4 separate regions of the Mus musculus genome follow, and all the other regions are linked to region 3. The links are chromatin loops, found by intact Hi-C in ENCODE. Cell type or tissue: left cerebral cortex. All regions are shown on one strand.

Evidence for each region. Peaks named below come from ENCODE experiments on the same cell type or tissue, not always from the same donor. Only the 100,000 strongest peaks of a DNase experiment are listed, where the experiment ranks them.
Region 1: it touches region 3 in a loop (5-fold over the local background); 2 of 42 quality-filtered maps call a loop at or near these places.
Region 2: a loop joins it to region 3, with 2.2 times the contacts of the local background. A loop is called at or near these places in 2 of 42 quality-filtered maps.
Region 4: a loop joins it to region 3, with 5 times the contacts of the local background. A loop is called at or near these places in 2 of 42 quality-filtered maps.

The regions. Positions count from the first base shown.
Region 1 is chr12:58,508,065-58,516,064 of GRCm38, forward strand. The region is part of intron 1 of Gm30687 (a long non-coding RNA gene); the gene reads left to right. It overlaps Gm40427 (a long non-coding RNA gene), which reads right to left. Exons shown (of 3, transcript XR_872781.2): 3 at 1-1,453. Among named protein-coding and RNA genes, the nearest start is that of Gm40427, 6.2 kb to the right of the region's middle. In left cerebral cortex, no CTCF peak of the experiment used is centred here; DNase peaks (open chromatin) are centred at 4,728, 4,876, 6,095 and 6,494; H3K27ac peaks cover 2,140 bases.
Region 2 is chr12:58,616,063-58,624,062 of GRCm38, forward strand. All of the region lies in intron 1 of Gm30687 (a long non-coding RNA gene), which reads left to right. Among named protein-coding and RNA genes, the nearest start is that of Gm40427, 100 kb to the left of the region's middle. In left cerebral cortex, no CTCF peak of the experiment used is centred here; DNase peaks (open chromatin) are centred at 3,835, 4,074, 4,369 and 6,395.
Region 3 is chr12:58,425,740-58,433,739 of GRCm38, forward strand. No RefSeq gene overlaps it. Among named protein-coding and RNA genes, the nearest start is that of Gm30687, 7.2 kb to the right of the region's middle. In left cerebral cortex, no CTCF peak of the experiment used is centred here; DNase peaks (open chromatin) are centred at 643, 1,296, 4,427 and 4,713; H3K27ac peaks cover 3,088 bases.
Region 4 is chr12:58,798,097-58,806,096 of GRCm38, forward strand. No RefSeq gene overlaps it. Among named protein-coding and RNA genes, the nearest start is that of Sec23a, 210 kb to the right of the region's middle. In left cerebral cortex, a CTCF peak has its summit at 4,528 (motif pointing left); a DNase peak (open chromatin) is centred at 4,504.

The DNA.
Region 1 (8,000 bases), 82 kb after region 3:
CTCTAGATCCACATGCCTCCCTAAGATGCTGAAAATAGACGGCCTCGAACCAACTTTCTAAGCTCACCTTGATGAAGGTTTTAGAACACTTACCTGTCCATTTTCTCAAACAAGCACAAAGCCCTTTTCAAAATACATAAGCTGCTAAATCATGTCTTAAGTGTTATCTTCATTATACTTGTGAAATAATATGAGCTCAAGGGATGTCAGAATCACCAGCCATTGCTGGGTATGTTGAATGTATGCCCAGCAATCCAGCCCTTCCTTCTTCTAAGCATTAGCTTCAGAACTTGAATCTCTGAAACTAAAAGCTGTCTTTACTCTGAAGGCCTCTTGCCTGGTCCGTATATCATGTCCTATATCTAGGGAAGGAGCTTCACAAATACTGCCCCTACCACCTACCACAGGATTCTGCTTCCAGGTCCCTTTCACCTCGTTAATAATTCTTTAGCAGAGGGACTTTAAAGATCAGCTGAAATTCTCCTATTCAAATTATTGTTTTGAAATATAACAGCACTATATTTGATTGAAAACACAACAGAAAATGCAATGTCTCTCTTTTTTTTTCTTGTCCAGACTGCATAATTTCCCAATAGTTTTCAAAAACAGCCTCATCAAAATTCACTGTTTTACTCCAAGAATCCATGCAAAGAAAGTTCTCAGCAATGGCCTCAAAATGTTTTGGTGCCTGTATTAGTTCTCTAAAGTCAGAGAACACATGAAATGCATATATATATATATACATTGGAATGACTTAGAGGCTGCAGTCTAACTAATCTAACAGTGGTTAGTTGTGAATGGAAAGTCCAAGAATCTAGTAGTTGCTCAGTGCCACAAAGCTGGATGCATCTCGGCTGGTCTTCTGTATAATGCCAGAGTCCCAAAGAAGTGGATTCCAATGCCAGTGAAGGTATGGATGTGCTAGCAAGGGCATTCAGACAAAGAGTGAATGCTTCCTTCTTCCATTCCGTATATAGGCTTTTAACCAGATTAAAGGTATGTCTTCCAGCCACAAGATCCAGATCAAAGGTTTGTCTTCCTACCCCAAAGGCTTAGACTAGAAGTGGATTCACCCTCTTCAAACCAAGTAGAATGTAGCTCACAGGTATATCTATTTATGGCTTGGAGTGCATTCCAGATACAGTCAAGTTGACAACCAAGAATAGCCATTGCAGCGATCATCCCAGAATTCTTATCAGACCATAAGGCAAATCTTTGTTGGAGTTGTTAGAAAAAACTAGAAAATTGAGGCATGCAGCAAACATAAAATCCTGTCTAAGAATTACCATAAATAGCAGTAGTGGCTCATGTCTGTAATCCTAGCACTTGGTAGGCAGAAGCAGGAAGAACTCTGAATTTGAGGGCAATCAGCTCTACAATCTGTAGTGTCTTCGGGACTTTAGTAGCCATGTCACATACAGAAGACTGCATCTCATAGCCAGGTTAGCCAGGCCTACAAAGAGAAACCTTGTGTCAGAAAGTCAAAAAGAAAAAAGAATTCAAAAAAAAAAGAATTCCCATAAGTAAAAGTATAATACACTTGCTCATTTTCTGTCAATCAAATCTGATCATGGGTGTCATTACCCTCAAGTGTTACTGACACTCTTCTGCCTGGGCTGTTTTGGAATGTGGGGCTATGACCACCCTTTCATTTATATATTGTTCACAGTGATTTATTCTGTGAGGCCCAGCACACATGGTCCCTGTGAGTCAGACAGCTTCACAGACAATGTATACTTCCCATGTAGAGTCCAGGAGTTGCTACCCCAGAGTCTCTTCTACTCCAGTATCCAATTGCATAAACTTGTTTTCACAAAATGAATCCATACAATCCAATGAAACAATGATATTTAGTACCTTTTTTAAAGTTTTTGACCTCATACAAGCATATGTGTTGTGATCATAGCTGCATGTGCCTTATGTTATATATCTACTGAGCCTGCTTAGCTTGTCTTTCTCGCACATACTCTTTCTCCTCCTTTCATGACTTTCTTCCTGCCCCACATAGGCCTTCTACAGATGGTCAGGGCTTTAGTATCTTCAGGACTTTAGTAGCCATGTCACATACAGAAGACTGTATCTCATAGCACTCCTTCCTATTGCCTAGCTCTTCCAGTCTTTCCATCACAGCTTCTGTGATGTGCCCTGAACTTCAGACAGGGTGAGAGAGCTATCCCACTCAGGACAGAACTCTCAGTTGGCACTTATTCTAACACTTTGACCAGTTAGCATTCTCTTTTAATCATTTTTCACTGTAATTAATACTTATAATATTCTAAATAAGGTCTGGCTTTAGGCAAAACAGGGGGAGGCTAGAAATTTTGTATGGCAATGACTACAATAAAAGCCATCACCAAAGCAAGTCAATTTAGGTTATCTGTTAGAGACAGAAAAGAAAAGGATGGTAATATTTTTAGTATATTATCTATCAACATTTTGAAAAGCCTATGCTTTCTCACTATTATTGTAACTCACTATAGACTATTAGATTTGGCTTTATGATATCTGTGCACGCACACACACACACACACACACACACACAAATATATATATATATATATATATATATATATATATATATATATATATATTCAGTTAGCAAGTTTATAGAGGCAGACAATATAACAAATTCTTCTTAATACCTTAAAACAGTCAGTAATAGTCTTTGGTAACTGCCTGAAGTTTAAAAAAATGAATGTTTATAAGGCAATGACTGTGCTATTTCAACTGTTAAATATGGATGATAGTTCCAAACAGGAAGAAAATGAGGACTAGACCAGGAACAGTTATTTAGGGTTATCAGCTCGCTCACGGGGACCATGCTCTTGTTTCAAAGCTATCGGAGAAACCAATTGTCACTTTTATTTCCCCAAGTGAATGGTATTGTCTGATTGTCTCAGCCTTATGAGAATAAGCTCTGGTTTGATAAGCCCGGCCATGAGAGGCCCTGCAAGTCCCTTCCCACACCAAGACCTGACCAACAAAAAGATATTGGACAGTAGTAATACGTGAGTATATACCCATATGTGAGTATATACCCATATGTGAGTATATACCCATATATGAGTATATACAGACCCATAGATGAATACAGAATCTCAGGTTGCTTGCGGTTGGATTTTTGGAATAAATTTGTATGTGTAGCTCACCTTAGTGAAGATAGTAAAACCTTGGTTTAGAGAGAACTAAGATTGGTTTCATTTTCAAATTAAGTGATGAGCAACAGGAGAGAATTGTTCATAGAAACATGAAATTCCCTCAGGGTTTGAAGTTTAACATTTCTTCCTTAATCTCCAGAGCATAATTATTCTGGGTAGTCAGGGAAGTGCACAGGGGGACAAAATGGACTGTGCTGAGGCTTTTAAGACATGCAGTCACTATCATTAGTGGGTTTTGTTCTTCCTACATCTTACGCCCAATTTGTGCTGTCACGTTTCTAGATTAAGGCATTTCCTAAATATTCTAATGTCGAATAAAACCGTCACCATCATCAGCCTGTGGAAGTGAGAAAGATCAAATTGACGAGAAGTGTCAAAGTTCTGAGTTTTCAATTTTGATTATAGCAAGTAGTCCACCTCTGTGTATCACTTAATAGCTAAAGGTAACCTGTCAGTCACCTTCCTCATGTGTGCCAGCTTCAGAACGTATGTGTGTGAATGTTTCTGTGTGTGTGTGCCTACATGTGCGTACATATGTGGAGGTGTGATGAGTATGGTGTCTGCATGTGTGTGTGTGTAGGGGGTGTGAGGTGTGTGTGTGTGTGTGTGTGTGTGTGTGTGTGTGAGTGTGTGTGTGCATGGGTTTAATGGGATACAGAGCACGATTTGTGTATCTGGGGTTGTTGTGTTTGTGTGTATACCTGGGAGAGATGTGTCTGTCTGCACATGTGTGGGGAATGTTGTACTTGTTTGCTTATATGTATATATGTGGGGGTATTCATGTGGGTGGGGGATATGTATGTGTAGGGGGTATATGGATAGTGTGTGTGTGTGCATGTATATGTGTAGTGAGTGTGATGTGTGTATATGTGGGTATGTATATGTGGGTATGAATGTTTATAGAATATGTGGGAGAGTGGATTGAATTGAGTGTATGTGTGAGAGAGATGTATATGTGTGTATGTGGAAAGTGTGGTTTGTCTCTATGTATATGTGTGCATGTGGAGTTGCATATGTATATACGTGTGTGTGTGTGTGTGTGTGTGTGTGTGTGTGTGTGTGTGTGTTCTTAACTATCCCTTGGACAATTGATATTTGAGCTTTTTTAGCACATTCACTTGAGATGAAATCATTTTAGACAGCATTAAAATTCAAAGAAACATCAGTGTAAAATGAGCAACCTTCTTATGCTCCAGCAATGTCCTTTGGCCTGGGATGCAACTGTTCCCCCACTAAATAAACAGATTGCATGTTCTTTTTAATCTACTAAAACAGATTTTATATCATTTATTTGGCCATGGGTTAAATATGTAAATCCTTAAAGCATTCAACTCCCATGTCAAATACCCACATTTAAAACATATATATTAAATTTTAAGAAAATCTCTATTCAACCAGAACCTGTTAATCGACTTCTCTTAGAGCAAGTTTTAATGAGCACACATCGCTAGCCCTAACAGCATGCTGGGAACCAACAGTGTTAGCAAAGCTTGCAAAAGACTGAATTGTAGTGAGTAACTCATGCAGGAAAGAGATAGGATTGAAAATGAACACAAAAAGGGTTATGAGAAGAATGTGCGCCGCTTCTAAGTTGAGGAAGGATCAGGACAAAGCAGGAGAGCATAAATAATGAATTACTCTGAATTTCCCAACTCAAATTCAGGCTTATGAGCCGGATGCTGGCATTGCAGCCCCCTCCCCCTTCAGTGAGAACAAACCTCTCTAACAAAGTGGCAAAGAGCATACAGCAGCCCAACGCATGGCGTGATCATTAAGTCAATGAGCCAGCATTATAGAAGCAGCGTGCAGAAGTCAGCTGCTCCCAGCTCTCTGCTTTGCAGTACTCAGACACCGTTTTATTTCATTTGACTTCAGCATGGTGTTTCATTTTACTGTTACAAGGACAGTATTTTGAGATCAAATTCAAACTGTATCATATTCTCAAAAAAGGAAGATGCTGGAACAAAAAAAAAAATGCTGTTTTGGAATTTGACATTTTTTACTGATAACAAGTTGTCCCTGTACACAAGTTGTAAGGAAATCAAAACAATCAATCAACAAACACTACTACACACCCACCTAATAGAAAGCACTATGCTAACTAGAGTAGAGGATGAATACATTACTTTACCATCCTCTGATCCTTAAACTCTAATTCAAGATTGGCAAAATCTCCTGGAATACTTCTAATGACCAGGGACAGATATTTCTGAATTGTTTAACTCCTGTTTCTCAAGGTGACCTCGGAATTCTGGGGTTTTAAAATTATCACGAGATAAAGAAATATTTTTCACACTGATGACTCAGACGTTGCGACAGAATAAAGATTAAAGGAAACTATTAATAGGCACTATAAGATGCACTCCAAATGAATAACACAGGCATTAGGCGTTGTAGAATACCAAAAGAATAACTGCCCTTGTGGACAGAAGAAGTGCCCTTGCCAAGGCCCTTAGGTTGGGAGACTTAAGAGGACTGCTACCCATAAGGAGAATGGCAAGTACACTGAGAAGACATGACTGAGTGGCTGAGAGCAGTTCATCTGCATCTGAGCAGAGATAAATGAGGACCAGAGCAGCAAAGGGGATTTGAAAGGAAGCTTAGGGCTCAACGACAAAGGCCCCACCCAAATGCCACCTCTGGATGTTGGTCTTTCATTGAGTTCTATCTAGCACTGCTTTAACCCAGCGTCAGCTAGACCGGGTTTGGAAGTCCTGAGCTCTGAACTGGAGGGGTTTTGTTTGTTTGTTTGTTTGTTTATTCTAATTTGGCTCACTAACACCAATTCTGCCTTCTCTACTTTGATCTGTACCCCCAGGTTACTAACCTGGGACATGTACTCCCAGGCTTCCTCTTGCCTTCTAGCTTCAGTGCGGCTTTTGCAAGGCTCCAGAATAATATCAGAAGGCATAGAGAAAAACAGAGCAGATGTTTACAGCCCACATATCCTATCTGCCAGGCTGGGGCATAGGCAGCAGCTTGCTCATCTTCCTACATCTTGGCAGGTGTTTCCTTCCCATCATTGTACCTCTTGCAAAGTTTTAATATTTTCCCTTCCTTAAGATGATTTTCTTTCTCTCTCTCTCTCTCTCTCTCTCTCTCTCTCTCTCTCTCTCTCTGTCTCTCTCTCTTTCTTTCTCTCTCTCTCTCCTCTTTCTCCCCCCTCCCTCCCTCCCTCTACACACACATATACATAAATATATGCATGGTACAGCACTCTTTTCCTACTTGCTGTGATTTTTACTGTCTTCTATCAGTTAAACCCTTTAGTCTAGTCAGATCATTAGAAAATATCTCATTCTGTCTTCTTGTCAGGATTCTGACCTAAAAAAGTTCTACTTGAACTCGTGACTCTCCTGCCTCAGCCTCCTCATCGCTGGGAGAACAGATATACACATGTCCAGATCATTATCAAAGCAACGTTAATCACATATGGTGTATAAGTTTTCATTTAGTTTTAAACATCTGATAGATTTTTGTAGCAAAACATCACATTATCCTCTATAAATACTTAAGTATAATGTTTTATGCATAGCTAAAAATAAATTCAAATTTTACAAAAGTAACAAAGACTTCTACACCAAGAATTCATTCTTTCTGCATTTCTATTTTTCCAACATGTGTGTGTAGCCTGTGATCATCTTAAGGTAGAGTTGAGGTTGGTAGTAGAGACCCATTTTGACCAGGAGGAAATCCATAAGTGAAGAAGAGCATATGCCCCAGGCACAATGGCTCATTCCTACTGATCTGTTTTTTCATGCTGACAGTATCTTTGGATCTGTACTTTTTTTTTCCGTTCCGAGTTCTACTAAAAGACGTTAGAAATGTAATGCCCAAAAGCCAGATATTATAATGACTTTTGGGTGTTCTTTAGCACAATAGAGAGCAGAAAGTTGGCCATCATGTTTGAATCTCCGGAACATCTTCAGAGCTTTATTAATCATTACTTGCTGATCTCTTATTTTGATATACATGTGCTCTTTGCAATCTATCTACTTATTGGAACTTACCTATTTATATTGTTAGAATCAAATGCTTTCATTAAGCTCACAATGGATATCAGGGCTAGATATGTCAGGGGAAAAATTCTTTAAGAGCCACAACAGGTTTTTACCAATCCCAAATTTTATCCCTTAGATATATAAACATATATTATATTTATTATATAAAATATATTTCCTATATAATATATAATATACGACATAAAATGTATACATTTTAAATGTTCAATTATATATAATTATATAATATTTGATATATAATATATAATATAATAGTGTATGTATTATATGATGTATATTATATGATTATATAATATATAAATGTATATTATATGTATTCCCTTGCCCTGTCAAGTTTTTGTTTAATGGGCTATATGTCATGCCTGTAACTCTGTTCCTACGTGTTTCACAAGAAAAATTGTCCAGTCCAATTTTTAAAGTTATTTATTTATAAGCACTTACTACCCTGGCTCTATTTTGTTTGTTCTGCTAGATGATATGACATTAGTGGGCATTACAATGAGTCATGCCTAAAGCTATTTTGAAGGGAGTCACTCCTCAGAAGTCAAATAAGTTGGTCTGCTAACTGTAAGTAGATTCAATTTACCAAGAAAGTACACTCCAAGAAAGAACTCCTAACTTTTTCATCCATGTTATGACTGATATCTTCTACCCTTCCCTTGACAAGTAATTTAATGCCAAAGCAGTGGACAGCAGTTAATACCAAGAAAACAACAATATCAGAATCAAAAGCGTGGAAAATTCTCTTTAGTCCCTGTTCTCTTCAGAGTAATGAAGTCCTTATATATCTTTGTAACTTTAAGCCAATGAGAACATGTGT
Region 2 (8,000 bases), 190 kb after region 3:
TCCACAATCCTCCGTCTTCCACCCTTTGCTGTTCATCATAATGGTAGTTATAAAGAGCCGCATCCCTCTTCCCACAGGAATCATGCAGAAAATGCAGAATTCAAAAGTAGAGCTGATTCGCATTCTTCTACATGTTAACAACCAGTTGTGCCAGCACCATTTGTTGAAAATGCTGTCTTTCTTCCACTTGATGGTTTTAGCTCCCTTGTCAAAGATCAAGTGACCATAGGTGTGTGGATTCATTTCTGGGTCTTCAGTTCTATTAGCCTCCAAACGATGACACCATTGCATAAACTAGCAAGCGTTGGCTGAAAGGACCCTGATATAGCTGTCTCTTGTGAGACTAGGCCGGGGCCTAGCAAACACAGAAGTGGATGCTCACAGTCAGCTATTGGATGGAGCACAGGGCCCCCAATGGAGGAGCTAGAGAAAGTATCCAAGGAGCTAAAGAGATCTGCAACCCTGTAGGTGGAACAACATTATGAACTAACCAGTACCCCAGAGCTCTTGACTCTAGCTGCATATGTATCAAAAGAAGGCCTAGTCGGCCATCACTGGAAAGAGAGGCCCATTGGACACGCAAACTTTATATGCCCCAATACAGGGGAATGCCAGGGCCAAAAAATGGGAATGGGTGGGTAGGGAAGTGGGGGGGAGGGTATGGGGGACTTTTGGGATAGCATTCTAAATGTAATTGAGGAAAATACATAATAATAAAAAATATTTAAAAAAAGTAGAGCTGAGATGAGGAGTCCTTTAGGGTTGAACAACCTACATAGATTGCAGTTCTTGCTAAAGCCTCTGACACTAAACCCTATGCTCATCCCCAGAACTTTCGTAACAAAATGCCACCTGGGATACTTTACAACAGAAATATGTCCTCTAATATTTCTGGGAAGGAGAAGACTTAAACAGGGATATTTCCAACCCATACTCCTCCAAGGAACTCAAAGACTGCAAAGCTAGTCCTTACAGTGCCTCTCAGCACAGGATGGCTACAGGTGATCTTGACTATCCACCCATGGTCTTCTATGTGCATTTAGCAATGTGCTCCGCAGTTAACCCAGGAGTTCTACATATGTCATCCTACTGGATGTTCATACTTAGCTGTTCAAGTAGTAACATTTTCATGGCCCATAGTCACATAGTCTGGGCATTCCAGGGTCCAATTCTGTGGTATACTATGCTATTTCCCTCTTCCCTCAAAGTAGTTCACACTGAACCTAAAATGTTTTCATGGCATTTTCCCTTGTAAGAAAACTATTACCAATTTCAATACCAGTGTTGAAAACTGTGGCATATGAGCCACTTTGAAGTTGAAGGGATGAGAAGCAATCACTTACATTTAGTGGAATTTTCAAATGTCTGCATAAGAGTAAAATACAACTTTAATTTTCAAGAGTTGGACAAAGACAACCATATTTATTGAAGGTTCAAAGCTTCAGTCAGAACAGAAAAGTCATGGAAAGGTGAGAAAGTGACTTTGTGGCAAAAGGGGAATCAGAGAAAGTAGAGAGAAAAGAAACATTAGTCAAGGACTTGGTAAGTTACAACCACTGACTCATGCCTTCTCAAGCAGACTATGGGTGTAGTACCTAACTGCTCTCTATGACAAGAATGTCAAGCCATATTCAAATACTGTCTTCAAACACACATACCATGATACCCTTAACCAGATGGTATTTATCCAAGAACATGACAGGGGAGAAACCAGTTGTGACATTCTGGATTGGAGCTGGTCTGACTTTCCTCCTGCCCATGTGCCACATGCCTCTCCTAGGGTAGTTCTCCACTCACACGATGTTCTTCTCTTCTTGTGTCTCGTTGCTTCCTTCTGGGAATGCCTCTACTCCACTCCTCCACTAAGAGAGCTGCTATTCACTCTAGAGGTAGCTTTCTTCTATGATGGCCTTAAATTAACCACTGTCTCCTAGCTATGTTTCTGAAGACTCAACTATTATTTTGTTTGATAACATTGTGATTGTTAGATCATACATTTGATTCCCTTCCCAGAAAGATAAGAGATTAAGAATTCTCTTTAGGTTACAAGAATAAAGCATGCTTTTAGTCACAGTTAAATATCAGGGAATTGAGATGAAACTCTCCCTCTTTGTAGTATGACTTTGCTTTCTCTCCTAACAAAAATATGTGGAAGTGTGTCTGTGTCTCTAAGATGGTGTCTTGTTCTTTGTACTGTCTCATCATTGTTTCACTTAACATTATATTTAACATAATATACTATCTAAAGTTAATGCACTTTTATTTAAATTATTTCTCTAATACCATGAGTTATGAAGATAAGGAAAAATAATTCAAACAGAATAATTGTTGGGTATAGTCAAACATTTATCTCTATGCTTTTCAGCAAACAAATTCAAATAAGAAAAGATGGTTTTACTATAATTAAAAATCAATCCAATTGCTCAAAAGGGAAATTGTCTTAGGTCATGTACTGAAGAAAAACTTATCACATGTTCCTCAAAGAGCAACAATTTAGCTCTAATGAGCACAGTGCCCAAAACATCATTACACCTTCCTGGGGTAGACTGACAATGTCCATCAGAGTCTTCGTTTCCTGTTCCTCACTCCATACCATAGGGCAGCAGTTGCAAATGATCAACTGGAAGAAGAAACATGTACTCTAAGGTCTAACGGGTTTACTCATAAGTGAGTATATATAAAAGTAACCGAAATCATGACCATGCATGCCCATGTGAAAAGCATTTACATACCAAAAAATAAGTGCAAAGTTTGGCTGCATTTGTGTGTATCTGAGCTTTTCAGGGAACAGTGCTTATGAAGATTTATTAGATTCTCAGACAAGCCTGTAGGGTAAAAATAACAGAAAGCACTAATGTGGGGGAGCACACCACCTGAGGATGCTCCCGGAGATGTATTCATTTATCTCTAGTAAGATTTTTGACATTCATTTGTTCACCCATATTGCCTTATTCTTTGACATAGATCCTGATGCCAGGCTGGGCTATGGATATCTGCCCAAATTCGTGTAGTGAAATCTGAATTCTTAACGTAGCAGTAATAGAGAATGCGACCTGTAGATGGAACTCCTCCAGGAGGGTACAAACCTTGAGAGTAAGATCAGTGTCTGTATGAAAAGAAACATAGATGACTTTCCTCATCATCATGTGAACATACAACCGAAAGACAGGTGTCTGTCAATTAGAAATGTGCCACCAACACTCAGTCACTTGACCTGCAGACACCTCAAGCTTTAGACTTCTTTGTCTCCAGAGCTGTGAAAAATCAACCCGTGTTGCTGAAGCCACCCAATCTATGGTGGCCTATAAAACAGCCTGTATTCAGCTGGAGAGAAGTGCCACATGAGCAGGAACGGGCAGGTACTCACAATGGCTGAGAGGACCTCCAAGTCAAATAGTTCTTTGCAGCTCTAACAGTAACCTGATCTGAAGAAACTTGAGGAGCCATCCAAGGATGGCTCCTGATTACAAAGTAGTAAGAAAGTATTCTGGGGTAAAGCCAAAACTGCCCTGAAGAAATCATTTGTAAACATCTCGAGTGAATGAATGATCAAGGCCTCAAAGTTCCTTACCATAGATCAAGATTACCATAATTTTAGTCGCTTTTATATCACTTGCCTACAGAAGTATGTCAGCCTATTCAATTATATATGTGTGTTCAATGGCGGCAGTTGGCAATATTGATATACATTTTCCTTTTAAATGGACTGATCACTCATTTAGCTGTCATTTCGCATCTGCCACCAGAAGAGAAAAGACAAATTGAGTCCATTTTTCAAACTCAGCAGACTTATTTATTTTGTTAAGCACAACATATTCATCTCTGCTAGTTTTCACATGGCAATGAGAGTCGAGCCATTTGAATGTAAAACTAATTAATGGAAATAACCTTTGAATTGCTAAACTGGCTGTCTGACATTGCTGATTAGATTATCATGGGAATAGCGAGTTGTGAAATGTGTTATTAAAATAAATCCAGACTTTCATTTTTATCCTTGGAGAAGGATTTAAGCAGCTTTCTAATTGAGAATTCTGTGTTGGGTAGTGGTGCTGTTTTTCTCGTCATTTATTTATGGTGTGTGTAAATGTAGCCCAACACCATGTGTTCTGTTCAGAAAGACAACTCAGAATGAGTTATCTTGAAAATTCTTTACTAGAGTTAGAAGGAAGAAACTTCAATACATTGGTTCTAATCAAGAGAAGGGGGACAGTGAAGGTCTATTTATTTAAAAAGGAAAAGGGGAAGGAGGGAGAGAAAGAAAGAAGGAAGGATGGAACAAACAAAAAAAACCTCAAATACCTACCAGTAACCCATACTTGTTCAGGAGTATGAACACCCTGTGCTGGCATGACCAATACACACAGTTCCAGAGCAGGACCTAAAAATGCATCAAGGGAGGACATTCAACAGCTGGCTTCCACCTTCTGTTCTGTTTTATTTCTTCCACCCTCTTTCCTTGACATGAAAATGTGAGGATTTTAATTTCTTTGCATTAAAAAATGGCATCTAAATGAATCCCACATTAATCTCTCTATATAATTAAGATCTCACTGTTGCTCAAAAGCTGTGAAAAAATATTTTATCAGAGAAGTCTAGGAGCTGGAGTCTGTGTCATCCTCTACAGTCAAAAGAATCAAAGATGCTGAGCTCTTGACCCCATTACCAGCCACTGCCAGAACACAATGATCCCTTTTAAAACACCTTCCAAATGTACAGAATTCTTTTTATTCTTTCTTTTTTACAAGAAAATATTCTGTGGTTAGCTAATCATTGTAAAACAATCTAAGAATTATTTTACATGTCCTAAGCAATGACTAGCCAATGTTGACATTCCATGAACAGTTCCGAAAAACCTTCAGTCATCCAAGGATTCAATGACATGGAACTTGATGGATGCTATTTTTGGTGCATTAGTAGACATCCTAGAGCCATGCACAGCTAGAGAATTATTCCTACAGAATTAATTGTGCATGAAATTTTCATAGCCCAGAGAAATAAAATTTACAGAAATCACTGATGTCAGTGTGAGCCATAAACATATTATCCAACTCTATGTCTTCATAGTCCCTCCCTCACCTGATTAAAATTCCATCACTGGGTTCTAGGCCAATCTTTATTAAAAATTCTGATATTTTGTTCATTATATATATATACTTTAGGATGCTCTACAGTAGTATGTTTCCACATAACTTTTTCTAGGAGGTCATTAGTGTTATATCTTTCCATATTTCCTCCTTTATTTTCCCTTTCCATCCCCCACCCCATTTCACCCTTCCTGATCCAATATTCTACTTTCCCCCCTTTTTAATAAGATCACTCTCCCATGACCACAGACTTTTTTCCTAACCTCTATGAGATTTCCAAATGACACACATGTATCTGAAGATTCAAAGCAAACATCTACATATGAGAGAAAACATGCATGCTTGTCCTTCTGGCTCTGGGTTCCCTCACTTATGATGATTGCTTCGAACTCCATATATTTATCTTCAGATTTCATTATTTAATTTTTCTTAATGCTGAACAATATTCCATGTAGGCTTAGATTTTTTTGAAAACTTACTTTAAGAAGGATTCTTAAATACATTAATCTCCTTAATATACCCGCAACCTAAGGTAGGGGAGGAAGATGGTTAATAGGACAAGGGGGATGTGGACCTACTTAGAAGTAGTTCTTTAGAGCTATTTCCACCTTTGTTATCAGGATATTAACAGTCCAGTCCAAAAACAGCAAACACTAATCAGTAGCAGTGGCTCCATCCAGAAGAAACCACAAGGCTCGACCAAACCTGCACAAGTCCATAGAGGAGGCAAGAAGCAGCTGGAAACCCATATGAAGTTTTTTTGGTGAACTTCTCTTTACAAAGTCATGACAAGTGAAGATCAGGGAAGGCCAGCAAAGCATTGCAAGGCAAACCAATGTCAGAGCATCCTCTCACTCTCTGTGGGGTTATATTTATATTTTTTTCTAAACATCACTTGTCCTCTCAAGTGTTTGTTCCAGGAAAAAAAAAATCACGTCCTTTCACAAGACAGCTTCCAGAAAAATACCTCATGCCTGTTCTCAGAGAAACATCCTTTCATGTGTCTGCTCCAACAAAACTTCTTCCACATGTCTGCATCAATAAAACATCCTGTCGTAGACAGCTTCCAGAAGACTATCACATGACACACCTGAGTCTCCCAAAAAACCAGAAATTTCCATCATGTAAATGTACCATATTTACATTATCTATTCACCAGTTGATGAATATCTATACGGTTCCCATTTTGTAACTATTGTGAATAGAGTAGCAATGAACATAGATGAGAAACTATTTCTGTAGTAAGATAAAGAGTCCCCTGGGCATATGCCTAAAACTGATAGAACTGGATCTTGTGGTAAACTTAATCTCAGCTCTTTGAGAACCTCCACATGATTTCTATAATGGATGCACTGAGTCATACTCCCAACAGCAGTGAATAAGAGCTCCTTCCCACTTCCCCAAAATCCATACTCTTTAGATCTATATCCCAATTTTAATGGGTTGTTTGGAGGTTGTTGGTTTCTTTATTTGTTTATTTGGTTTTGGTGTTTAGGTTTTGTTTCAGTTTTAGTTCTTTGTATATTCTGCACACTAATCCTCTGCCATATATAAGTGAAAAGATTGTCTCCCATTTTGTAGGGTGCCTCTTCAATTAAGTTTTCCTTTCAGTAACTAAATTTTTCTTAATCTTTATCTTTTTTAAGTTTCAGAATTTCAAGTCCATTAGGTTCTTTGGTTCATTTGGAATTTATTTGTGTGCAAAATAGGAAAGACGGATCAATTTTCATCCCTGTATATCCAGAACTTTGTGTTTAATTGTAATGCCTGTGTAATTAGGAAACTAGAAACGACCACTCTCAGAGAGGTCTTAAGAGCAGAGGATAGTAGCACATAGGTTAATATGAAGATAAAGAAGTAATATGAGGAGAAAGGTTTAAGTGGAGAGATGGGAAAGAGGGAAGGGCAGAGTAGAAGGTAAGGAGGGATAACTAACATTAAGGATATTTGTAAAAGCCACATGAATATATATGTGTATATATATATATATATATATATATATATATATGTAATACATTTACAAATGTGTGTGTGTGTGGGTTAAATTGAAATTACCCTACACAAAAGATAAGTTTCCTCCCAAGAAGCCATAGATTGCCAAAGTAAAAGCCCAGTGCAAGATGTTGGATCCTTCCCCTTGATTTAGTCATAAGTGTCCCAGAGACTACCAAAACAATGCAGGCTATTGCTATTTCCCCTTGTTGCACACCGAAACTTGATGATAAGATTCTACATGGAAGATACCACACACTTTGACCATAGAACATGAAAAAAATCAATTTTTTATTAAGCAGGAAGTTTTCTTCCTGCTAGCTTTCATAGTACCAGAAAGTGTTTTCTGGTCTACTCAGAGAAAATGTAAACAACGGTCCCATCTCTCTCTGAACTCTGAGCTTCAGTAATGACCAGAATGGATTCAATAGTAGCATGAATGTTATAGGGATAATGAAGCACTTTCTGATCAGATTTAAGGCCTGCATCATAGGAGGAAACACGTACCTGTTACTGTAAATCTGGCAAAAAAAAAAAATCCACATCTGTACATCAATACATAAGTGTATCTCTCAGACCTCGACAGGTTTTTTGTGCAGTGAATAGTGATTAATAGAGAAACCCATAACTGGTCAAAGTTCAAACAAACCTCTGTGGAGTTCTCAGCCACAAATGAGATATCTATATTACCCCCCAATACCTCCCTAGGCTCAAGAACTATTGTGGAAGAGGGAACAGAAAGATTGTAAGATCCTGAGTTCAGGTTTGATTAGATCAAAAAATGTCTTCCAAATGTGGCAGGACCACCATGTTCATGAGCTCACACAAGCTGTGGTATCTGCACACACACACAAAAATCAATGTACTTCAATTTTGTAGTCTGGAGGGGCTAGGAACTTACGAGCTCCCACACCTAACTTAAGA
Region 3 (8,000 bases):
GTAAAATGTCTCAGGGGGCAGGGAACAAATGAGGGTTAAAGTTAGCATGCCTTAGCTGTAAACCTGTTCATAAAGGAGGCCAATGTAAAGAGTAGATGACTAAGTATATTTCAAGTCAATCACTGAGAAACATAGACTGAACAATTCTAGGTGGGCTAGAGATAGTAAAAAGAATTTGTCTAATTGGCAGACATTTTCTGGACTTGATCTCCAGCCCTCAGGGGGCGGGGAAGGGACATACTTTCTTCTACAATTAAAACAGAAGACGTGACAAAATATGATGCCAGATTCAAGAACATTTTTGTAAGTCAATAAATTGATTTTTCCATGAAAATAAGGCTTCTTATGAGGCATAACGCCAAAGCTAACAACACTGTCTGCCAAACAGACTCATTTGCAACAAAATCCCAGTGTCCAGACAGCACTGTGAACCCAGAGCTCTGAAACCCAGACAGCACACACTGTGAGCCCAGAGCACTGTGAGCCCAGAGCACCATGAGTCCAGAGCTCACTGTGAGATGCTTAGTGAAGGTTCCATTCCACCCCAAAGTGCCCTGCCGCCTAGAGAAAAGCAGAGAGGCCTTACAGCCCCAGTGAGCTATGTTAGATTCTAGTTCACAAGCTGTGTCTCTCAAAAAATCTGCTGAAGTGTTTTTTCTTCCATTACAAGCATTAAAAATACTTTGGAGATTTATCACTTCCTGTAGAGTTAGCACCAAGGAAGCTAAGAGCTCCCCACAAGAGTGTGCTGGGCCCCACTTTCCCTGTCTGTCCACTGACCAGAGATCATGTGAGACTGACAGCTGAGTCAGAGGTATAAGAAGACAAATGGTGATCTTCCGTGACAGAAATCGCTTTCCCATCCCCTAGGCAGCCCCCGCACTCCATTTGTGTTAGGTCTTTGCCTGTCCTCATGGTTATAAGAAGCCTGGGCCAAGCAGCCCAGGAACAGAAGTAGTGCAGGTCAGCGTCTCATGGAAAGGGGCGACAGACAGAAAAGATGCATTAGAGCAATGAAGAATATGGATTTTGATTAGTCTGACCATATTTTTAACTAAAATTATGATAAAATCCAACTAAGAGTCTATCCTTGCGTACAGTAATACTACTGTGACTCCTCTTGGCTTTCAGACTTGGCCTCAGATACACGCATTAGAACCCTGATGGCACACTCGGTGCTATTCAAGGACACTCCATGTAGGAAGGGTGCTTTACCGCAAATACATTTTAGAGATTTGGATTATGCATGAAATGTGGAACATAAGGTAATAAAATGCAAAATACCATCCATCCTCTGAGTTCATTTAAAAATTCCATGGCCAGAAAAAGAGTTGCATCAGATTCAGTGCAGAGTCTCTCCACCCCCAAGGTGAATGCTTTTTCTAAGGCGACACGGGGGCTCTGAGAGGAATGAACCATTTGAAATGAAAATGCCCCCAGGGAAATGATGAAGAATGAGTGTTAAAATAAAAATGTTCTCAGCTCTCTCTCTCCCTTTGGTGTAAGACAGGATTCTATAAGCTCTGCCCCCTGACCATTATAAATAAATACACAGAGACGAAGTCACTGTCATACAGATGAGAACTGCTGTTTTCCCTATCCTGATTCATCTGATTCTCATCCCCCAAATAAAATAACCAACTAATTTAAAAAATATTACTTTTTGTAATAACAGGATTGTACAAAATCCTTATGATGTCCCTATCCAACCAACACAGTAGGCTTTCAATAGCTAACGTGCATGGAATGGCACAAATAAAGTTTATACTCTAACCTTCTTTAGGAGTTATGACTACCAAAACCCAGGCAAATGGAAAGCTTGATTCTGCTGACAGTTTAAAACTGTGGGGTTACAGAGGATGCCACACAGACGATTGTGTGTCCTACAAGTGATAACGTGGATATCCAGTGTTTATGAAAATGACAGGACCTTTCTTGGCTCTTGGATGTACTTTGAAGTCAGAAGCCAAGGTGCTTAATGAACATTGTCATGTAAACTTTCACTGACCAGTGGCCTCCAGGTTATGAAGTTCATGGATTATGGATCTTGGAGTTAATAAGACGTGGCCAGCTTTGCTGGAGAAGGGATGAGCTGGTCAGTCCAGTTTCCATTTCAGGTGTCCAGTTGCCCTACAGGTTCAGTCACATACTCAGTGTGGTTCCCAGGAAAGAGGGACTCCTTTAGGGGGAAGAGATAAGGGAAAACCTTGCTTCTGGCATCCCTCACCTCTGGCTAGGGCAGAAGCAAAGGCGTTTTGTCTTAAATATTTCTGGCATCTTTATCCTCTGGCCAAAACAAGGCTGGCCATCCAGGCTGGAAAATAGAGGAAAAACAAAGAAACAAACAAACAACCCTTCATTTTTGAGTCTTTACCCTAAAACTGCCTGGCTATTTTCTGTCTTATCCTTATTATAAAGAACTTCTCTTCTGGCTGCCAGTCTCACAGGGGATGCAACTCCAGCCCCTCAGGCCCACCCAAAGGAGGATTCATTTTAGATCTTGAAAAGGAGTATTAGTTTGTCCTTCTCCAGTAGTACCCACAGAGGGCTTCTCACCCCAAGACACTTAGTTTGGTTCAGAGCTTCATGGGAGCCTAAGGAAGTGCATGGATCCTAAGTAAACTACTCCAGCCTTACTATGGCCTCATTCTTGCCTATTTCCCTGTTTATTGAAGGGCATTATCTATCTCTAGGTGTGATATTAAGGGTTAATCTTGATTATCAATTTGATAGAATTTAGACTCATTATGGGCACACACTCCTGGGTGATTGTTTTCAGAACAGTTTAACTGATGGTAAAATACATTCAATATACGGATGGAACCATTGCACAAGCTTGAGGCCCAAACTGCTTAGAATCAAGAAAGAGGGTGGAACATCAGCACTGATCTCCAATTGCTTCCTGACTACACACACAATGTGACCAGCCATCCTCTGTATCCTTCACCATACCTGCTCTCTCCACCGTGATGAACTGAAACCTCAAATACTACAACAATAATGATGAGAAAAGTCACTGACACACTGAGTCTCAGTCTGGGAAATTGGAACTTGGTAATTGATTTCAACATCACTTGCTGCTATAGAACACTGTTTTCTGAGCACAACAGACATCACCATCTCAACGAGAGCAGCGGTGACTACCCACAAGAGACCCTCAAGATTAAGCCTATTGGTGTTCACTTACAAAAGATCGGGGTGGGGATGGTCATTAGACAGGCATCTGAGATTCAAGCCACCCACTCCTTCCTACACATTCCTCCAAGCTGTAGGTGTACATAAATTTCCTTTTTTTTTTTCTTTTTTGATTGCACTGATCTTATAGACTCATGAGATGATATAGTCTGCAGAGTGCACAAGGTCAGATGAAGAGCAAAGGATTTCTTCTATGTAGCTGAGGGCACTCAACAGGCATGATGGGGTAGAAAGCTTTGGGTCATCTATACTATAAATAAACCCTCAAAGATGCTAAGTCACCTTGCCTAGTTGTAAAGGCCCTGCTGTCAATTGTATGGAACACACGGGTGTCTAGGACTGATCTATTCCAGAAGGTGAAGCATTGAATTGGTCAAGAAGAAAGACACCAAAGAAGAAGTGTAGCTGATGTACCATGCCTCGTGCACATGCTGCACCATGCCTAGTAAACCTGATGCACCATCCATAGTGCACAGGAAACAGCTCTGCTTCCCTCACTCCACAGCATCTGCCTTTGAAAAGGAGCTGCGGTCTTGAAATAAGGAATGGGCAAGAGAAAAAGCAAGAGGGGAATGGACCAGAAAAAGAAAGAACAAAGGAAGATGAGAGAGCCAAGGAGACACAAAGGGGGCATGGTGGGTAGGAACTGAAAGAGATGAGGAAAAAAAATCTTCAATAGAAGCCAACTAATAGACAAGGAAAAGGGCCACGTCTATTCCCAACAGAATGAGACTGATCAGAGGAAAGTGTTAGTAGATTGTCACAGTGTTCTGCCTCATGCTACATAAAATATTAGGGACAGGACAGCTGATATTTAAATGCTTAATAGATTCTCAGTCTTCCAAAGCATGGAAAGAGCAGTGCCCCATGATGCACGCACATAAATAAATTAGGGAAACTATATGGTGTTCTGAGTGACTGGCTCTCAGTGAGGAGATAGAAAGGCGCCCTTGTCTCAGAGCCAGTGATCTTTGAAAAGGCGAGAGCTTTATGAGAAAATGCAAATGACTGATTCATGTGTATTTTTGGAGGGGGTATCTGGCATTTTAAAGAGTGTCTTGGTATTAAGAAGGCTAGACACAACATGAAAAATCATCCGCAAATGACCACGCTGGAGTAGAATGTTCTGACATTTTCCAAGAGCTCGTTTTTTTAGAACAATCGCTCTGTGTGTGCACTTCTGCAGAACTGCCCATGTTGCTGAAATCAAGCCCTTCTGGGATTCAATAGATGCACTATTTTTACACGTGCAAACTGTACAGGCTTTCTAAAATAAAACTGCTGGGCTAGAGACTCCATTATCCTACAACTTCCACAACTGAAAAATATCTTCTCTAGCTAGTAGCAGATTGCCAGCTGATGAAGGAATGAACAAATACAAAGGTATTGCTTTGATTTTTCAGAGCAGATCAAATATATATATATAGCCCTAGGAAGAAAACACTCCCAAGCCACTGCTTGTCCTGAATTTCTACCTACTTTGCTGTGGGATAGGGGTGGGAATGGTTCCAATCCATCCCTTTTCATAGTTGTTACTTACTAATTTGACTCACTGTGGGAGAATTCCAGTAGCAGATGTCATTCAGTTAGTGCCAGGTAAGGCTTTAAACATTTCATATGTCTTCACTCGCTGATAGACTGATTTTACCTGGCACCATCAAGGAGCGCTTGGACTCCTACTCCTAATTGGAATTTTAACAGTTATAGCTTCCTTCTAGGGTGACAAGAAATAAGATAGCAGAGAGAAACTAAGCTCATCTGTCAAGTCAGATCACACAAGTAGGTCAGAGCACACTGGCCCGAAGCCTTGGACAACTCAGGAGGCTGAGTGATTAAGATGCCTGATGCTGACATGTGAATGATCCCAAGGCTAGAAAGGGTGATATCTCCCTCAAGGCAGGGATTCCCAAAGGATGATCCATACAAGGGGGAAAAAAAAAGAAAAGAAACTTAAGCATTTGAGAATTAAAGACACTTCTATATTGTACTCCAACACACTTAGCTGGAGAATAATTTATAAAATATGTTCTAAAGCTTTTATAAATAAGCTCTCCCAAGGGTATGTCATGTAGGAAGCTATTGGTCTCAACCTACTAAGAAATCATTGCAGGGTTTCAATTAATGAATTAATTCTTAGTATGAAAGAGTTCTGATAAATCCATGAGGTATCTTGCTTGACTTTGGAAAGATGACAATATCTAGAACATTTTTAAAGAATGCCCTTACCTTAGGTATATGCTGGACACAGTAGATAGAGAAATCAAGAAATCTTCATTCCCATAACAACTAAAACAGAAAAGTTATAACTACTTCAATAATTCTAGTTATTCAAAGAAAAAGAAAACATGAACACTATTTGCCTTATTATCAGCAAATGCATGGGCTTTTTTAGAAAAAATTCCTTGCTGTAGAATTTTCTTAAGCCACAGACCTTTATAGCCACACACAGGATATGTACATCACAGTTTAAATGTATATTTTCAATGTGATAAATGTAATTTTTCTTTCATTGAAAGTTTGTCCTAACATTCTTATTCTGCTAGATTAGACTAAGGTCCGTGCTCTTCAAGATCTTCTCTGCTGTTTATAAAACAAACATTCACTGTGGTATGTATACCTGTCCTCACTGCTTCTAAATATACACTCTAAAGAGTAGAGGAGACAATACAGGCATCTAGTCGATGCACAGAGGATGGCTAGAATTTGAATGGAAGTCAATTGTACAAATTTTCTGCTGTCCCCTCAGAGGAATGAGAAGAAATTGCCATTGGAGTCAAATCTCTAGTTTCTTAGCAGCCGTGCTTCACTGTGACCACTGAAGGAAGGTTCTGAACGGTGGCGGCTCACTGCCATCCCAGGACTGTGTTCCTACAGGGACTCAGCAGCAGAACACTAGAGCTATTTCCTCTCCAAACATCAGGAATTGATGTCCCTTCTCCTGGGGTTTCTATCGGCTTTTATTACAGTGGTGATGTGATGGGTAGCGCTAGCCTTGCAGTGTGATGGGCAGATGAAATACATTTCTAATAAACGAGAATCTAGTTGGGCTAGAGATATTTTAAATTTACCCAGTAAATACTTGTTTACTTAGAATTATGTTCCTGTTAATGGTGTCAGCCGCAATCAAGCGATACAAGAGATACCAAACATCAGTATAAGATCATTTCAAGCTAATTTGTTTTTCTAAATTTTCTAATGACCTTTACTATAGAATAACTTTCCTTCAAGAAAATTATGGAATGCTTTATTTTATCACAGAAATTTAATGGGCACAAACTACTGGTGCAACAAACAGGAACAGCTTGGTTAAAATAAAAATAATAGGAAAAAAATTTTCCTGTTTTTCTAACACAAGCTAAAACTAAGATTAGTGCAACTATATAAAATACAAGATGCCTTGAGCAATGGACTTAACTTTTTAAATAAAACCTTCTACTGTGCACAACATACTGCTTTCCAGAGAGCTAGGTTTTCAAGCTGATCTTTTTTCACCATCAAGAGTAACAGTATAGCACTTGATTAAAAAATATTTGGTCCTTGTCTTAAGCATGTAAAGTTATAACAGGGATGTAGTCACCCAAATATCCATAGGGTAAAATTAAAGTAAGAGATTCAAATAGAATCAGATATACGAACCTGCAACAGCAGACAGATTCTTGAGAAATTTTGACTGGATGCTCTGAATGTTTCCAAACCAGACTGGAATGAAGCTATTCATGGCAGTACCAAGAGTTGAACAAATGGGAATGACCCATCTGTAAGGGAGTAAATAGATTTACTTCATATTACCTATTCACACCTAGAGGAGAAAACGGAATTTAAAATATATCTACATTGTTATATCTCAATGAAAAAATGCTGGATGAAACAACCAGAGAAACTGTAAATCACATACATGTAGAATTCTATAAGTTTAACACATGTATACAACACACAAGTTAGTTAAGTATTTGTTCCGTGTCTTTAATCCTAGCACTCAGGGGGCTGAGGCAGAGGGATTGTGAGTTTGAAGCCAACCTGGGTTACATAGAAAGAGCCTCTGTCAAACATCTGCAATATTTAAACATATTGTTTATAAAGAGTGACAGAAAAAAAGGGTGGCATGCAATAATATCAGGAGCACATACTCCAACTCTGGCATAGTGATTATCTGTGGAGTGAAATAAAACTGAATTGCATTTCAGTTGTGATTACAAGGCATTGCTTTGCCAGGGAGATAAAATGCACCTGTGACAAATTGTTAAACAGATGTTAAATCTGGAAAATAGCTAGATGGTGGATACTATTTTATTCTTGCTAGTCTGAAATATTATATGAAAAATTAAATGGAAGGAAATCAGTCAAATGTTTCCACCTGGCTTACTATGGTCAGACGGATATATTAGCCCGATGGAAGTAAAGCTGGGTTACATGCTAGTTTTACCACACTAGCTACTTAGTTATAACTTACAAAATACTTGTTCTCACATGTCTCCCCTCAATTTAAGGTAGGGCCCAGCCCAATCTCTATTGTGTTACCATACCATTTGTGACCTTGCCAACCCCATATAAAAATGTAAACACGGACCTGACAAGATAGATCAGCAGATAAAGAGACTTACCACCAAGTCTGAGAAACCTGAGTTTCTACCTGTGGTCTACATGGTGGGCTTAGAGAACTAATTCCAAAAAACTGTCCTCTGAATTCTGCATACTCATATAGATGTGAATATATGTGTACACATACACACACACACGCTGCAAATAAAAATACCCTATTGAATCTCAGTTTCCTGCTGTCTCAACTTTTATTAGTGTTCAAGTTA
Region 4 (8,000 bases), 370 kb after region 3:
GTCAAGCGTGATCCCTGTGTGAGAGCTTGAGCAGTTGGTGTTTGACTAACAGAGAGGATGAAGCAAGTTTGGAAGGGGAAATAGAGAGTTCCGATTGAGCATGCGCATTTGGAAGGATTAAGACTGCCCTCGTGCACCTGGTGTACACTGCTGAGTTAGAGGTGAAAGCAGAGCCCTGAGCTGGGCCTGCACATTTAGAGATCTTGCGAGCCACAGGGAGAGCAGCTAGAAAGGAGTCCTCACACTCACAAAGAAGGGAGTCAGCCTTCCATGAGCCTCTGTCACTGCCAGAGCACCCCCAATGTGCAGGTTCTGAGCAGCCTGTCCCCCCAGCCTTCCAGGGAGGAGTGCTTCCTTGTTTTGCCACCTAGAAGTCTGTGTCTGCTGTGTGCATGCTCCCCTGTGTGTGACATCAAGGTTAGGCTGTCCACAGAGAATGAGCTGTGTGACCCACTGCTTTGCTCTTCCCTGAATAGTTCAGGAAATATTAGAGTTATTCCTCTTGAAATGTTTGCTAGAAGGTACAGGATAAAAGCCTTAATATATAGCTGGAGTTTTCTAAATTAGACAGCTTTTGAGTTACTTTAATAGTTACAGAAATACTCAAATTGCATCTCAATTATTGATTTAAAAAATGTTAAGTACTGACTAAACACAGTTCTTTTGAAAATAATATTGATACATGTATATGCTGTTTCTGAAGAGAGTTAACAGTGGGCAGAGTTGAACTGCTTTAAATTATTAAATTACAATTATTAAACTTGCATTTTCAGAATAGGCATTAAATTACTCCACTGGATAGCAGACCAAGAAATAAAATAAAATGAAAAGCAAGATTTAATTTTTACCTTGTACCAAACTGCATGTGTTCCTGCCTGGATTTGTTCAACCAAGATTTTTGAGTGTTACCAGTCACTACTAATAAGACCGTGACCCAGGGCAGGACGTAGCTCTGAGGCAGAGCACTTGCACACAGGCCTGAGTCTTATCTCAACCATGGTGGAGGGATCACCTTGCACTGGGACTGTTAGCATCATGGGCTTACTCTCCTGCACCGCTGCTAAGCCATGTATCTGGAAGGGCCACACAGGATAGAGAACATCCATACAGCAAACACTGATGACTTTCTGCGCCTCCTCTTCTTTCCCTTGTAGGAGACTGCTGAGTCTATACCCTCTGGGCAAGCATTTCACAAAACTGAGTGCGTGCCTGCTCGTGTTTCAGACCTCTTCGCAGCACAAGAGCATTCCCCAAGGGGGGTTGGTTTGGTTTGGTTTGGTTTGGTTTGGTTTGGTTTGGTGTGGCCCAGTTAGAGTAGGTATGGCCTTGTTGGAGTAGCTGTGTCACTGTGGGCATGGGCTTTAAGACCCTCACCCTAGCTGCCTGGAAGTCAGTATTCTGCTAGCAGCCTTCAGATGAATATACTGAACTCTCAGCTCCTCCTACATAATGCCTGCCTGGATGCTGCCATCCTCCCCCCTTGATGATAATGAACTGAACCTCTGAACCTGTAAGCCAGCCCCAACTAAATGTTGTCCTTTATAAGACTTACCTTGGTCATGGTGTCTGTTCACAACAGTAAAACCCTAACTAAGATATAATCCATCATGAAGAAAAGTCAAGGCAGGAACCTGGAAGCAAAAACTGAAGAGAGGGGCTGGAGAGATGGCTCAGCAGTTAAGAGCACTGCCTGCTCTTCCAAAAGTCCTGAGGTCAAATCCCAGCAACTACATGGTGTCTCACAACCATCTGTAATGAGATCTGATGCCTTCTTCTGGTGTATCTAAAGACAGCTACAGTATACTTACATATAATAATAAATAAATCTTTGAGCCAGAGCAAGTTGGGCCATATCGAGCAGAGGTCCTGAATTCAATTCCCAGCAACCACATGATAGCTCACAACCATCTGCACAGCTACAGTGTGCAGTAAATAAATAAATAAATAAATAAATAAATAAATAAATCTGAAGAAGGAGGAGGAAGAGGAGGAAAGAAATTGAGGAGTGCTGCTCTTTGGCTCCCCATAGTTTACTCTGCTTTCTGTTTTCTACAACTTATAGGGGCCAGGTCCTCAAATAGAAATCATTAATCAATACAATTCCCTACTGACTTTCAGTCAGGCAATTGGATGGAGATATTTTCTCCATTGAAGTTCCTTTTTCCAGATAAATCTAGCTTGTATCAAGTTGAAAGAAGAAGAAGAAGAAGAAGAAGAAGAAGAAGAAGAAGAAGAAGAAGAAGAAGAAGAAGAAGAAGGAGAAGGAGAAGGAGAAGGAGAAGGAGAAGGAGAAGGAGAAGGAGAAGGAGAAGGAGAAGGAGAAGGAGAAGGAGAAGGAGAAGGAGAAGGAGAAGGAGAAGGAGAAGGAGAAGGAGAAGGAGAAGGAGAAGGAGAAGGAGAAGGAGAAGAACCAGCTAGGATAGGCACAGTTTTCTGAGGATCCTGGGCTAGATCGATAACCAAGTATTATTGCACATTTTGGGTTGTTTCTCATATATGCTGCAGGCAGCTGTCTTGCTCATATGCTCACCATTACAATTACTGTCTCTCAAACATGTTTAATGCCATTGCTTCTTTCTGCACTCTTGCTTGCCTATTCAAACCCAATCATTTCTCATTCTTTCTTCCCTTTCCCACCCTCCAAAACAAAACAAAAACCAAAAAAAAAAAATCTCAATTGTGAAGTAGATGGACACACATTTAAAGACATAAGCACACATTTGAACATAGCCAAAAATAAACATTGATAATACTCTAGAAGCTACAACATGCCCAGTTCTGATGTAAGTTCCACTTCCCAGGAAAGAGAAGTTATTTCTTCAGGTAACTGACAAAGTCCATCAGTGCTTCATCAAAGTAACAGGTGCCTTGGAACTGTCCCCTCCTGACACTCTGCAGGGGCTGTCACTTACACTTAAACCCAAAATAAGGCCACAAATTTTACACAACTTAGAGCCAAAAGATTCCCCCATACATTCCATCTCTTTTGTCTAGAAAACAGCAAAACTACCAACCACCATAAGAAAAGGAAATGAAAGTTGCTTCTCACAGCAGAAGGTGCCTTAGATTTCAGTGTCTCCCTTGGGAACACACACCAATACAGGGAAGATTTAGAGCAACAGGTAACTGTCCAAATAGCAGCTTCAAGATGGATAACCCTGCCCAGATCTGCAATCAACTGACTCCTCCTCCTGAGAAGTACTTCTTTTTCCACTTTATCAGCAAAGTGTTTACAACATCATCACCAAGCCCAACTCCTGGGGTAGACTGACAGGTATTGATTTACCTTCCTGAGGACCACAGGCTTCAGTGAATCATACTTATTGGAAACTGAACTTTAAATACTCATAGCTCTAGAAATAAACTGTGAGGTTCAGACTGATTCTTTCTTTCTAGGCGATGGTGATTTACAAATGTCCACCAATTTTGACAATCAGGACATGAAGAGTGAAGAAGGTCTCTCTATCTTACCTTTCCCATGTTTGTCAAAAGAAATTCTCCCTCCCCTCCCCCACCCCTCTTTATGTGTTCCTGTGGTGAGAGAAAGTGAATGTGTGTGAGAGAATATATGTGTATAAGAAAGTGTGTGGGTGAGTGAATGTGCGTGAGAGAACATGTATATGAGAAAGAGTGTGTGTGTAAATGTGTGAGTGTGTGAATGCATATGTGTGCATGTGTGTGTGCATGTGTGTGAGCGAGTGTGTGTACATAAGAGAGTATTTGAGAAAATGTGAGTAAATGTATCTGAGAGAGAGAGAGAGAGAGAGAGAGAGAGAGAGTGTGTGTGTGTGTGTAAGGACAGGGAGTAGCCAACTGGAGCCACTGAAATACAAGGCAATGGGACCTGAACCGTCTGGGAAGTATCTGTGCTGATGGTTTCATCTAATGAATGTATCATATGTTGGCCACGTGTCCTAAGCCACAGCATAAGCTCCACTAACCATCGGCCTTTCTCGTTTTTATTGTGCAATTCTACTCTAGAAATTCAAGCTTACATTTTGGGGTAATAGAAAGCAAGATCACCAAACTTTGTATATCATCTTTGTCAAACCATTGCTCCTTTTTAACTGCTTTAGGAATTCTTCCATATCTCTGTCCTTATGTTCCTGGTCACTGCAAGCTCATTTCAAATGTGACTTCTCCAGGGAAATCGTATGGGTTCCCCAGGTCACAACAGAACCATCAACATCATTGTTGGCGTACACTTGGGAAACACGCCCCTTGTGTCTTTATTTCCCAGTGGTCTGCAGGGAGGATTTTCCCTTCGAGAGTGACGTTTCTACCGTGTGGCAATTATAAGCGACCAGTGAATTTTTATTAAATAATGTTTTTCATTTTTGCTCTGTTGCCCCAATCTTCTGATGGGAGGACTTCAAACTCATGACATTTCATGAGAGACTATAACTTTCCAGTAAAATTCTGTGCTTGCAGAATTGTGAGCTCTTACAGCAGCATTCAAAGCTCTGCCAACTGTTCCAGAGCATGTGACAAGACTGGGTTATGTCCTGGAAGTACAGCGCCCCCTGCTGGTAAGGTTTTCAGCAAGCACAGCTGTGGTGCCTACAGGGCAAAGAGCCCCTTTGTGTAGAAACCTTAATGCTTCTAACTCCCACACCTTGCTAGGCACCAGATCACCGCGTAGTCATAACTATTTACAGACGATCACATGTGAAAAATATTAACTTTCATTTTACAGTCCATGAAGATCAGATGGAATACCAGCCAGGCAATAATCTGGTATATCTGTGTCATTGGGAGGTGTTTGTTTGTTTGTTTGTTTGGGTTTTTTTTTAATATGGAGCACTGAGATGTTTGAAATTTTTGCTTCACTTTCATTAGGTTCATAACTTAAGGTATCATGCCACTAATTTTCATAAACACCCCATAACTATAGCGGAAAATATAGAACCTTAATTCCTGCAGGGTTTCCTGATCCTACATAAAGCAAAGAGCTTCAAACAAGTTATGTCACCATCTTCCATCTTACAAAATTATAAAAAAAAAAAACTCATTTACTCACCTAAACATAATAATATATTATGTTAAAACAGCATGGCACTGTGTGCCTGTATGCCTTTGCGTACAGGTAGATGGTTATGCATACATATAGGTGGTATGTCTCTAATGTTATGAATAACATATTTCATATTCATGTAACTACAAGACAAAAAGTCAAGTTTCTCCTAGCTATAAGGAACCTTATAATATTTAGTAAATAACATGTGGCGTCTGCAGGCACAAAATGAGATGCTTGGCCAACGTGGGGAACTGTGACTGAAAACTGAGAAGCAGCCATGTCTGGAGAAACTGATCAGAATCTCACTCTTAAGGAGAGTTTGGAGTGTGTCACAGTTTCATATCCTTATCCTGGACCACTTCTAGCCATCCAGAGCAGCCATTCCTTGACCACTTCTGTGTTGAAACTAACATCTTGTGAGAGGAGATGGAAATCTTTTTGGAATCTATTAACTTATTGGACCATTGGCTTCCACCAACCCAAAAGCTAAGAATGTCATGAGATAGCAAAGATCTGTGGCAAAGCTTCCCCTATCTCTCCGCCTTTCAGATGTTCCCACCAGGGTATTTTAAACTTGCCCTGACTCACGCCTCTGTTCTGTAAACTTTAAAACATCATGAAACAAACTGCTTCCACACTGGAACGTGGAATTTGAGGTAACCTAAATCTGCCTTCCTGGACCGCGGTCCCTCAAAGTGGCTCCAGAATAAACTCTTCTCTTACTCCATTTAAGAGACGAGTTGTGGGTTTTACAGCGACAGGAATAATCAAAATGCTAATGATTTTCTTGAGTGGATGGCCAATTTTTAAGCTACTCCTAGTTCAATTTTTGTATCATTTATCTGGTTTCTATTTTTTTTTTTAAATAACCACGAACTACATGGTAATGGGAAAAGAAAAAAAAAAAAAAAAAACGAAGAACAAAAATGTCATAGATAGTGTTGCCAAGGGAAACGGACATAGATAAGTCCTAAACTCAAAATTAAAACTATCCTGCCTTGCAAGTAAAAGGGGTGCCTTCGGATGCAAATGTCACAGAGAGAAGCCTATTCCCAGTTGCCAATTACAGGAAGAAACATGCTGAGCCCTAAGGCTGTCCTCCCTGGAGCCACAGCTCCGGTTGTCTCTCCCAGACAGGCCCTGTGAGTAATGGTTCAGCCTCATTAACCTGGCAATTAATGATTAAGCCTATCTGCTCTTCATTAGGAAGCCAGTGGAGTCTGTCCCACTGTTGTCCAGGAAATGGGACTTAACTGAATGGCTCCTTGAACTGTTCCCCACCCCACCCCCAAAATAAAAAACGGAAGCAACGCGGAGACCCTTGAGTACCCTAATGGTGCTCAAGGAAGGGGGAAATCGGCCCTAAGCATTTGGCAAAGAAAGCCCAGCAATTTTCTTTTTAATTATTGAGATAAAAGAGTGAGCTTGATTTCATTTAGCTGTTCAAATAGAAATCTATTTAAATATTTAAACAGAAAAGCCTTCCTGATCTATCATCCTGCCCTCCTGTAACAGCTACGGCCTTTCCACGGAGGTAAATTTTATAGCGGATTTGGTTTGGGAAACTTCTATTTTATGGGTTCGAAATTGATTTCCAGAGCCTTGAGTGGAGGAAAACACACACGCAGTTGTGTGTTTGCTCTGGGGGGTAAGTCCACACTGTCTGCAGTACAGCGAAATCTCCTGCTGGTAAACAGCGCAGGGTTTGGTGTTTGGATTGCTTCTCTTTTATTAGAGATGTGTTCCTGATAATCCCTTTCATGAACCATTAAGGGCCCAAACCTTCCCTGAATGTCTGGCCTTTGCTCCCTTCTCCCCGAGTTTCTTCCGGCACCATTTTCCTCTTCTCTTATTTGGGCAGATAAAATTCAACCGGAACACAACAAATATTTGTGATGTTGTGATGTGCCCCACCCCCCATGATTTAACTCCCTCGGCAGTGTCTCGGTCGGATCTGTACACAATCTTTCCACTCACATCTAAGACAAATCTCTTCTCTTTCTGGCTCCAAGAGTCAGGCCTCTTGGCGTACATCTGCAATCTCTTCCTCGACAAGAGAATCAGGAACTCAAGGGCATCCTCAGCTACGTAGCAAGTTCAAATCCAGCCTGGGTGACCTGGACTGGGTGATCTTAATTCATGTGACAACATCCCAATTTCACTAAAGAGAGAGGTGGGAGTGTTACATTTAACTCATCCGTCTCCACTCCTGACAGCTTTATTCTACCTAGAAGGGCCACCCATTTCTTTGTCCAGCACAACCCTTCAACCTTGAGATTCTAGCTCTACTGTCAATGAAAGCTGATGTCAACTGAAGTGACAGCCTGACAATTGCTCCCAGTTGCCTTGAGCCCCATTCTCTCACTTTATAGCACAATTTCTCATTTCTGTATTGTTTTCTTCCTTTAAACAACACTACCAAGGGAACAGACTGTCTCTGATCACAGTGTTCTCCATCCCTAGTGTTCATAAGTAATAAATGAATAGGGCAGCCCTTCAGGGCCCGATTTGTTTGTATACTTTCATGTGTACAATAAAGAAATGAACAGATTTAAAAGGACATTGTGTGAGCATCCTCGCTTTACCGCACCATGTGATAAAGTCGGAACTGAACAAATACTATTTTAATCAATACTCGGCTGAGTGGCATTTATTCATATTTCTGTAGAGAATAGTGTGAAAGCAGCAATTTTCACTTCCTGGTTCCTCCTGGATAAATCAACTTTTCAAAAAGAAAAGTAGGGTTTTGTTGGTTTTATGGTTGTGGTGGTGGTAGTGTTTTGTTTGTTGGTTGGTTGGTTTGTTTGTTTTCCTAGCAACTCAAACTCCTTTCACCAAATTCTGCTCAACCAAAACAAGCAGCTGGCTAAGAGTTCTTTCGTATCCACTCAAACTCCCTCATCCCAAACAAATGTGGGGTTTTTTTTTCCCCTTGCTCTGCTGTGAGCTTCCCAGTGTCTCTTCCATACACATGTGCCAAAGA